2 separate regions of the Homo sapiens genome follow, and region 2 is linked to region 1. Evidence: chromatin loops called from intact Hi-C (ENCODE). Cell type or tissue: PC-3. All regions are shown on one strand.

The links. Hi-C counts contacts between places; a loop is a spot of excess contacts. Peaks named below come from ENCODE experiments on the same cell type or tissue, not always from the same donor. Only the 100,000 strongest peaks of a DNase experiment are listed, where the experiment ranks them.
Region 2: a loop joins it to region 1, with 3.0 times the contacts of the local background. A loop is called at or near these places in 1 of 110 quality-filtered maps.

Annotation. Positions count from the first base shown.
Region 1 is chr10:74,751,292-74,756,291 of GRCh38, forward strand. It overlaps LOC124902459 (a long non-coding RNA gene), which reads left to right. Exons shown (of 2, transcript XR_007062201.1): 1 at 1-148; 2 at 1,813-2,525. Among named protein-coding and RNA genes, the nearest start is that of KAT6B, 73 kb to the right of the region's middle. RefSeq lists an enhancer at 2,112-3,632. In PC-3, a CTCF peak has its summit at 2,330; a DNase peak (open chromatin) is centred at 2,660; H3K4me3 peaks cover 789 bases; H3K27ac peaks cover 2,360 bases.
Region 2 is chr10:74,945,253-74,950,252 of GRCh38, forward strand. The region is part of intron 3 of KAT6B (lysine acetyltransferase 6B); the gene reads left to right. Among named protein-coding and RNA genes, the nearest start is that of SNORD172, 74 kb to the right of the region's middle. In PC-3, no CTCF peak of the experiment used is centred here; DNase peaks (open chromatin) are centred at 2,619, 3,119, 4,469 and 4,749; H3K4me3 peaks cover 884 bases; H3K27ac peaks cover 2,923 bases.

The DNA.
Region 1 (5,000 bases):
ATGGAAAGTGAGGGTCAAAATGGACATGAAGTTCTTTGAGCCCAATCGTCTTCCAGTGATTCCCTCACTACTCCATCTTTCTGCCAAGCAGCCATCCTGTTCGAGCCTGAACACTCCAGTTTCCCGGGAACACACCGGCTCCCGCCAGGTATTCTTTCTGCTATTTCATCTGGGCACCTCCGAGCAGCTTCTCTACCCTGTGCCAAAGTCTGTCTTCCCTTCGTCTCTACTCTGTGCAATTAACGGATACTCTTCCTGGGAGCTACATAGCACACCTTGAATACCGTCTATGTGGAAGCCAAACAATTGCTTTATAATTCTATTGATATAGCCTGCAGTCACAGCTTTTTTTTTTTTTTTTTTTTTGAGATGGAGTCTTACTCTGTTGCCCAGGCTGGAGTACAGTGGTGCCATCTTGGCTCACTGCAACCTCTGCCTCCCGGGTTCAGGTGATTCTCCTGCCTCAGCCTCTTGAGTAGCTGGGACTACAGTCACGCGCCACCATGCCTGGCTAATTTTTGTATTTTTAGTAGAGACAGGGTTTCACCATGTTGGCCGGGCTGGCCTCGAACTCCTGACCTCATGTGTCCTCCCACCTCGGCCTCCCAAAGTGCCAGTCACAGCTTTTTTTTGATATTCATATAACACTGTTGATTCATATTGAGATTTTCATCAACCAAAAGTTAAGTGTTTGTTTCCTTTTCTTTTTTCTTTTTTTTTTTTGGCATCACATTAGTATTAAGCCGTACCCCTGTGTCCACACTAGTACAGTGTGGTGATTTCATGGACCATTACAAGATTTTGCATTATTCCTATTAAACTTTCACTAGATGCTCATCAATTGACCGGATCTTCCTGGGTCTTGTTGCTGTGATCCATCTGCTTTATCCCTCCCACCTTCACTTCACCTGTGAGTAGTCAGGGAAGCATGTGTTTTGCTTTATTTTTGTTTTGAGACAGAGTCTCGCTCTGTCACCCAGGCTGAAGTGCAATGGTGCAATCTCAGCCCACTGCAACCTCCGTCTCCAGGCTCAAGCAATTCTCCTGCCACAGCCTCCCAAGTAGCTGGGATTACAGGCACCTGCCACAATGCCCGGCTAATTTTTGTAGTTTTAGTAGAGATGGGGTTTCACTATGTTGGCCAGGCTGATCTCGAACTTCTGACCTCAGGTGATCTGCCTGCCTCAGCCTCCCAGCATGCTGGGGTTACAGGCGTGAGCCACCGTGCCTGGCCAGGGAAGCATGTGTTGATAGGGTCTCAACATCAAATACCTGTAGAAGCCAAGGAAGTAACGTAAGTGGAACCCCAGGGCTGGGTGGACAAGCCCAAGGGCTTCTTCAGCACCCTCTGGACACAGTCCTCCAACCCCTTACTAAACCACCTCCCCAGGTTGACATCCAGCCTCCCACTGCCCATCCTGCCCAGATACACTGGAGAGTGCTTTCTAGAGGAAGTGCTGCATCTCAGAAAGGGCTATAGTGGAGGGGAACAGAGCTCAGGCTCTGGAGTCAGACAATGCTGGGTTGTTGCCTTCCCTTTTCCATTCCCTGGCTGTGTGACATTGCACAAGTGCACTTACTTCTCTGTGCTTTGGTTTTTCTCATCTGTAAAATGGGGAAAATAATAATGTCTACTTCATAGGGTTGACGTAAGTATTTTACACAATCATTCATGTGGTGTATTTAGCTCAGGGCCTAGCACATAGAGATTACTTAATACAATTCACCTATACTGATTATTTTTGTGGTTACTATTATCATTGCTACAATGATTATTAGGAATCACACTGTTATCTCTGACATCTCCTACAGATGGTGGCAGCAGGACAATGGAAACAACCCGGTGAGTACAAAAGAGATGCTCTTGAACACACACCCAACCCTCTTCCTTCATTCACACCCCCCGGCCTGATATCGGCAGCACATCGCTATGCTCCTCTTGGAGAAAACTCCTCTCGCGTTGAGAGTGGAAACACCAGCTTGCCTTCGTGTGACATGGAGCGGGTCATGCCACTCCTCTCCTCAAAAACTTTCAGTGAGGTCCCTTGTATCTTACAGAACAAAGTCCAAACTCTATCCTGTCATTGAAGAGTCCTCTCCCAGGTGGCCGTGCCACATCTCCAGCTTGTCTCTCAGGAGACCTTCTCCAGGGCCCTGCCTGTCCACACATAGGACTCACCACTCCCTGGGCGAGCCTGGGCCCTTCCCCACCCATCCTGTGCTTTGATTCCCCAGGGGCGGTGCCCTTGCCGGACTCTTCATGGACTAAATCCCACTCGTCCTGCAAAACCTGGCAAAATTCAAGGCCACTGGAGGAGCTCTTCCTTTGAGACTCTCCAGCAGGACTTGCCGCCTCTGCGCGGGGTGTGTAGCAAGCCCTGCTTGCCATTGCCACTCCGTTGCTGCAGAACGAGTGGGATTTGGTCTCTTTCGTGACTTCCCCAACACACACACCCCACCCCCACCACATAGCACAAGGCTGAGAACACTGGGAACGCTCAATAAAGAAATATTTTTGGCCTGAATGAATGGCCTGAAGGACTGCTCCTTTCAACAATTATGGCCCAATAAATTATACCGACATTGCCTCCTGGAGGGAAAGGCCACACCAAGGCCCCCACAGATGGGGAAACTGCTCTGTCTGCCAAAACCCAGATGCAGGGCAGCCTTGGCCCTGCTTGGCTGTCTACCTGAATCTGGGTTTAACAACTTGGCCTGCAGTTTTACAGCCTGAATCACCAGGCTCAGCACAACAGCATGAGTTCTTTGTCCGCATGCTGCTGCCAGGTGTTGAAGGAACGGGCTGCAGTGACTTACCCGGCTCAAGGAGACCTGCAGGCGGGGCAGACGGGTGCCTGCACCCCAGGCTGGGAGGCCAGGGGACTTGTCTGCAAAAGAAACCCTTGTCTGGACCCTAAACAGAAAAAAAGAGGTGATGAAAGTTTACATGAGGACCCGGCTCTGGGTGCTGCAGGGGGATGCGTGCTAGCTTGGAGGTTGGGGGTAGGGGCTGTGGAACATGGAGTGACCTTCAGGTCACTGAACAAAGCTTAGAGGGCCCAGACTCAGTCAGATTTTATTTCTATAGCTGTAATAGTTGTGTGGTCCTAGGAAGCATGCAGGAAGCCATCAAATTTAAGCTTTTAGAGCTGGGGTTACATATCTTAAGAGCCGAAGAAATGCAGTATCCAAACAAGTGATATAAGGCATGAAGACTCGTGCAAGGAGAGGTTAGAAGGGTCTCTGGCTGTATGAGCGTTCCTTTCTTGGGTTATGAAGTCATTGATTCAGCATCTATAAATAGAGCTCACGGCAATGGCGTGCTGGTTACGGTTTAACCACCAGTTCTTCCAAGAAAAAGCCCTGACTTGAGGCATTTGCAGATTTCTGTGGTGTAAATACACCCACCATGGCCAATTTCAAACTACCCAGAAGGTAGGCCCAGAATGTAGAGCTGGGAAGAGATTGCACAGCCAGCTCCCGTACACACTGATTCCCAGCAGCCTGTCAGCGTCACCAGCAAGAATCCTACCAGTAGCCCACTTCTTCAGTAGTTTTGCAACCTCAAGCAGTGCAAGTCAATGAGGCAACCTCAAAAATAATATGAGACGATAACCCCCAAAATTGTGTGAGATAAGATAATAATTCCCTTACTGGGTAAGCATTTTTCAAACTGGCTATTATTTATTTTATTTTTTATTTTTATGTTTTATAGAGTAGAGGTCTCACTACATTGTCCAAGCTAGTCTCAGACTCCAGGGCTTAAATAATCCTCCTGCCTCAGCCTCCCACAGTGTTGGGATTACAGGCATAAGCCACCATGCCCTATTTATTTATTTATTTTAATTTGTTCAGACAGGGTCTTGCTCTGTGTCCCAGGCTGGAGTGCAGTGATGCAGTCATAGCTCACTGCAGCCTCAAACTCCTGAGCTCAAGGGATTCTACCTCATCAGCCTCTGGAGAAGCAGGGATTACAGGCTTATGCCAACAGGCCCAGCTAGTTTTTTATTTTTTGTGGAGATGTAATCTTACTACATTGACCAGGCTGGTCTTGAACCCCTGGCCTCAATCAATCCTCTCGCCTCGGCCTCTCAGAGTGCTGAGATTATAGGCATGAATCACTGCGCCCGACCCACAGTCCTTTTGCAGATATTCACCAACATGCACAGAGCGGCAAAAAATTTGAGTCAACCGACAAGCACATTTCTAGCAGAGGCTGAACAAGGCAACGCTCTGACTTCCTGTTTCAACTGTCATTTTGTGAAGAAATGTCCTTTTCACAGTCCATTTAGTGCCAGGTTTTTCATATTTTTGTCCTTTTTCTTGGGGATGGTGCTGTGTAAAATGGTCCCCACGTGCACGGCTGAAGTGCTGTCTAGCGATCCTAAGTGCAGAAAGACTGTGATGCACCTTCCGGAGAAAATACATGTGTTAGATGAACTTTGTTCAGGCAAGAGCTATAGTGCGGTTGACTTAATTCAATGTTAATGAATCAACAATATTTATTAATAAGGCATCTTTAAACAGAACTACACAGCTGGGAGCAGTGGCTTATGCCGGTAATGCCAGCACTTTGGGAGGCCAAGGCAAGAGGATTACTGTAGCCCAGGAGTTCGGGACCAGCCTGGGCAACATAAAGACTCCATCGCTACAAAAAAAATTTAAAAATTAGCTGGGTATGGTGGTGCACACCTGTGGTCCCAGCTACTCAGGAGGCTGAGGTGGGAGAATCATTTGAGCCTGGGAGGTTGAGGCAGCAGTGAGCCATAATTGCGCCACCACTGCATTCTAGCCTGGGCAGAGCAAGACCCCACTTCTCCAAAAATAAAACAAAATAAAAGAAAACCCAAAAAATCATAAATGCACGTAAAATAAAGTCATATATTAATCAGTTGACAAAACTCTTGTGACCAGAGACTCTCAGGAAGCTAACCCTGTATCTCCCCTAGGCGCAATGGTTCAGTATTCACTAATTCAGTGTCTGTGGTGACCTTATCAAA
Region 2 (5,000 bases), 190 kb after region 1:
AGGTTAAGTCATAAAAGAGTACGGATTGTATGATTTCATATATGAAATTTTATAACAGGCGAAACTAATCTGTCGTGACAGAAAGCAGATGAGTGATTGCCTGGGTCTGAAAAGGGAAGAGAATGCAGGAAGGAACATTTTGGGGTGATGAGAGGGATTTATGTCTTAATTGTTAGGATTATTACATGGATGTATCATTTGCCCAAACTTTTGTTTTTTTCTTTTTTTTGAGACGGAGTCTCACTCTGTCATCCAGGCTGGAGTGCAGTGGTGCATCTTGGCTCACTGCAACCTCCGCCTCCTGGGTTCGGGAGATTCTTCTGCCTCACCTGAGTGAGGGATTACAGCCACCACACCCAGCTAATTTTTGTATTTTTAATAGAGACGGGGTCTCACCATGTTTATCAGGCTGGTCTCCAACTCCTGAGCTCAAGTGATCCGCCCGCCTCAGCCTCCCAAAGTGCTGGGATTACAGGCATGAGCCACTGTGCCCGCCGGCCTGCCCAAACTTTAAAAGGTTGCGTGTTTTTGCAAATAAATTACACCTCAATGTAATTATACTTAAGTAAAGGTGAGTTGTTTTTTAAAGTAAAACTTTTCATAATGGAGATTATTTTCATGAAGGATATTGACTGCACTTTTAATTTTCTTTTCTTATAATGTCTTCATCTGATTTTGGTATCAGAATTATGCTGGCTTCATAAAACCAATTGAGAAATATTTCCTCCTCCTCTATTTTCTGAAATAGATCGTGTAAAATTGGCATTGTGTTCTTAAATCTTTGAAATAATTCACCGCTAAAGTCATCTGGGCCTGGTAGTTCTTCTAGGGAGGTTTTAAATAATGAATCATTTTCTGTAGTAGATTTAGGGTTATTCAGATTTTCTGTTTCTTCTTGGGTTAGTTTTGATAATTTTGTCTATCAGTGAAGTCCATTTCTTATCTCTGTTGTCTAATTTATTGGCATAAAGTTGTTAATAATATTTCCCATTATTTTACCGTCTTAATGGTCTGTAGTTATATCTCTACTTTACTTCCTGATATTGGTGATTTGCATTTTCTTTTTCTTAATCAGTCTAGTTAGGGGTTTCTAATGAAGTTAAACATATACCCATCTAATGACCCAGGTGTTCCACTCCTAGGTATTTAATCAAGAGAAATGAAAGCACATATTCTAAAAAATAATGTTCATAGTGATTTTTAAAATTTTAGCCCTGAACTTAAAACAAATGCTAATCAATTATAGAGAGAACAAATAAAATTTTGTATATTTACAGTAAAATACTACTCAGTGATAAAAATTAATGAAATACTGACAGATACAACAATGTATGTGAATCTCAAAAATATTGTGGAGAGTGGAAGAAGCCCTACATAAAAAAATCATAGTGTCTGAGTCCACTTAAATGAAGTTCCAGAACAGACTTAATCAAATCGTGGTGGTAGAAATCAGATTTGTGATTGCTTAGGAAGGGAAGTGGAAAGGTATGAGCAGGGAACTAGCAGGAGAGAACTTTCTGGGTTATGGAGTGGTCTGTATTTTGATAGGGGTGTGGGTTACCAGTGTATGCATTTATTTAAAGCTCATCAAACTGTACATTTCATTGTATGTAAAATATGGCTCAACTTAGTTGTACAACAACGGGAATGTAGTCAGTGCCACTTAACTGTATGCTTAAAGATGGTTAAAATGGTAAATTTTATGTTATTTATATTTTGCCACAATTGAAAAAAAAACTGTTTGTTTGTTATATTTGGTTTTTTTTGAGACGAGTCTTACTGTGTCGCCCAGGCTGGAGTTCAGTGGCACGATCTTGGCTCACTACAACCTCCACCCCCTGAGTTCAAGCAGTTCTGCCTCAGCCTCCCTAGTAGCTGGGATTACAGCCGTGTGCTACCACGCCCAGCTAATTTTTGTATTTTTAATAGAGATGGGGTTTTGCCATGTTGGCCAGGCTGGTCTCGAACTCAAGTGATCTGCCCGCCTTGGCCTCCCAAAAAAGTACTGGAATTATAGGGATGAGCCACCGCTCCCGGCTGAAAAAACAAAAACAAACAAACTAAAAACAACAACTGTAAATGGGAAGATGTGAAGGTTCTAAATGTGCAAACATTTAAAATGTGTATTTCCCCCCATAACCGTGTGCTGTTCTATTATTATTTATTTACCATTTATATGCTAAAGTAAGAATGTAATTTAGAAACTGATAAGAAAGTACCAAGTATGAGAAATGTTACATTCGTATATTCAACAGATATTAATCAAACATCTACTGTGTGTATAATTCTTTATTATGTATAGTAATTAAGATAAACCAAACAAGGATCTTCCAAGAGCTCACCATGTACTAAGCTATTTAAGATATGCAAAATTTTACCAATGTCACCAAAATAATGGGCTTTTTCTTCCTTCTTCCTACAGTTTACCCTTAGTAGGCTTTCTACTGTTTACCCTTAGTAGGCTTTCTACTGTTTACCCTAGTAAAGATCTAGGAAATTAAGTTTAAAATCTTCACCCTCAGGGGAAGGCCTTGTCATGCCTGGTATTTCTTCTCCTGGCTTTGCTGCAGCTTGTATTAGTATGCAGGGAGGGGCTTTGGTTTTGTGCAGTTCCAACACACCTTACAGTGAAGCTGTGGTGCCAGGGAGCAGAGTCTGTCCAAGATAATGCTCATGTAAGTGCCCAGGGTGGTGCCTGGCCTAAAGCATAAGGAGATTTAGAAACTCTGCCACAAAGGGGGTCTAAGAATGAGTCTTCTGCTACACAGAATTAACTCCAAAAAACAAGGTCAGAGCTCTTGACCTTCAGGTAGTAATTATCCACATAATCCTCTTTTCCTACTGCTTATGAATACTGCAATTGAAAGGGTCAGAGGTAGTCTGAAAGCAGGGAAAACAAAAGAAGTCAGGAGCATGGAAATTCTGCACACCAGATGGTTTGTGTGCCCAGAGGGCAATTGAGAATTAAGTGTAGTAATGGAATTACACTACTTTTATTGGTTCTATGAGGACAAGCACTTGGAGTACCAATTATATTCTGCGTGGCATACTTTGGGTGCTGAGTAAATATTAGTAACTTATTGAATAGCACATAACATCTCAACTGCCATGTAAATCTCTGTGAGTGCAGGGCATTGTCAGAGGTGGTGGTGATAATATTATTGAGAAAGTGACTAGTGTCTGACTTTTCTAGCTTGTTAATAACCACTTACCTATGTCCCATCTCCTCATTCTACTTTCCTGTTTGGATCTAATTACATTCAGTTGAGTTGCCTGTGTCTCCTGAGCAGTTAGAGCAGGTTTCTCTTGGCAGGATTAATAGTAAGAATGTCTACATTCAGTTCACAGTGTGCCTAGGCAGTGTTTTGTAGCACCATATCTAAATTAAAATGAATGCCTTGGGGCAACTGCAGAAGCTCCTAGCTGCCTCTAGCTGATACACAGCTCTACTAAGTATCAGCTCTTGCTTGTGTTTCTTGTAAATTGTTGTTATGCCTATCCTTTAATCTATGCATTACTATTTTGCTTCTAGCCTCACTTGGAAAACATTCCCAAGTCATAGAGATGAATTACAATACAGAATTTCTACCAATGGCAGTACTTGCATTGTTTTCAGAATCTAGTGCCCAGGTTTTCCTACTGTTTTTCTTGCCGTCTTTAAGACAGAATTTCTATTTACATCCTTGTCGATTTTTGTATCCCTAAATAAATTATAGTCTTGAAGTCTGGACCTGCTCCAGTGAAGGTTCCTACAGCACTGAAGTTGGGAATCACTAGAGAGGCACTTTGTTAATTTTCTTTTTAAAAAGGAATGACTAAAGGTTTGTGACACTTGAATGTAAGTTGATTTTAAAATTCCATTTTTCTAAATCCAGAGTAGGGTTTATATTGCTAATATCATGATATGCTTGCCAAAGAGAATAGTTTGTAAATCCTAAACAGACTTCCTGTAACCATGTGTTGAATTTCCAGCTGTGTTGAATCAGACTTTGGTCCCTCTTCAGAAGATAAATCCAATACCTGCAGTTTCTAATGGCAGAAGTGGAGGAGAGAAGTCCCTGTCCAGATAAGAAACTGAAGGCCCTGGGGCAAGCAATTGTTTCATGAATGTCCTTTCCCCAGCCCCGCGCCCCACCCCTAAGAAATTTGTAGGCTTCATCTACCAGGAAAACAAAACAAAACAAAACAAAAAAAACAAGAAAACACACACCACACAAATGAGATGCTATTGTTAAATGCAGTATGTAGGATTAGATTTGTTTCCTTCCAATAGAATCACTTTCCTTAATCAGCACTTTTATAAATGGCACACCTGCCTGATTAGAACAAGTTCTAGACTACAGGATACAGTGTGAGCATTTCAATTAAGTCCACACAATTAAAAACTGTTGTGGTTGATGTTCTTAGAAAGACTTTCCTTCTCTCGTCTTACTCCGTTATGGCTAAGCTTTATTATTTTATACTTCTGAGTCAGCCTTTGATCATGGGACTTTCCCACTGTGTGGTCATTTATATCTTTTTTTGTTTCTAAATGATTTCTTTAAATGAAAAAAGAAGCGATGTATTTTAGGGATATATGTAGGGATGCTTTTGAATATTTTTATTTTATTAGATTTTCCTGCTTCCTTACTGTCACTTAAAATATGGAGAACCCTCATCCTGTGACAAGGAGGTAAAAATACAGCAGTCACATTCAAGATCTCCATACATTAACAATAATAAATCCTTTTGCCCTGAGTAATACAGATACTTAATCCACAGAGCTCGGGGGGATGATATAGTGCTCCCTCACAGAACCAATTACCCACAGAGAAGTATAATGAGCAGGGGAGGTGATACAATAAAAATCTATATAGGGAGAGTAGAATTATGATGACAGTGTTGCCTGTGTAAAGTCTTATAGTAAGTATATCTCCAATTATCTTTTAGAAAAAAATTGTTTGGTGTCTACTTATGTCCAATTCATGATGAAATTGCAAGAATAGCCATGGAATAAAACA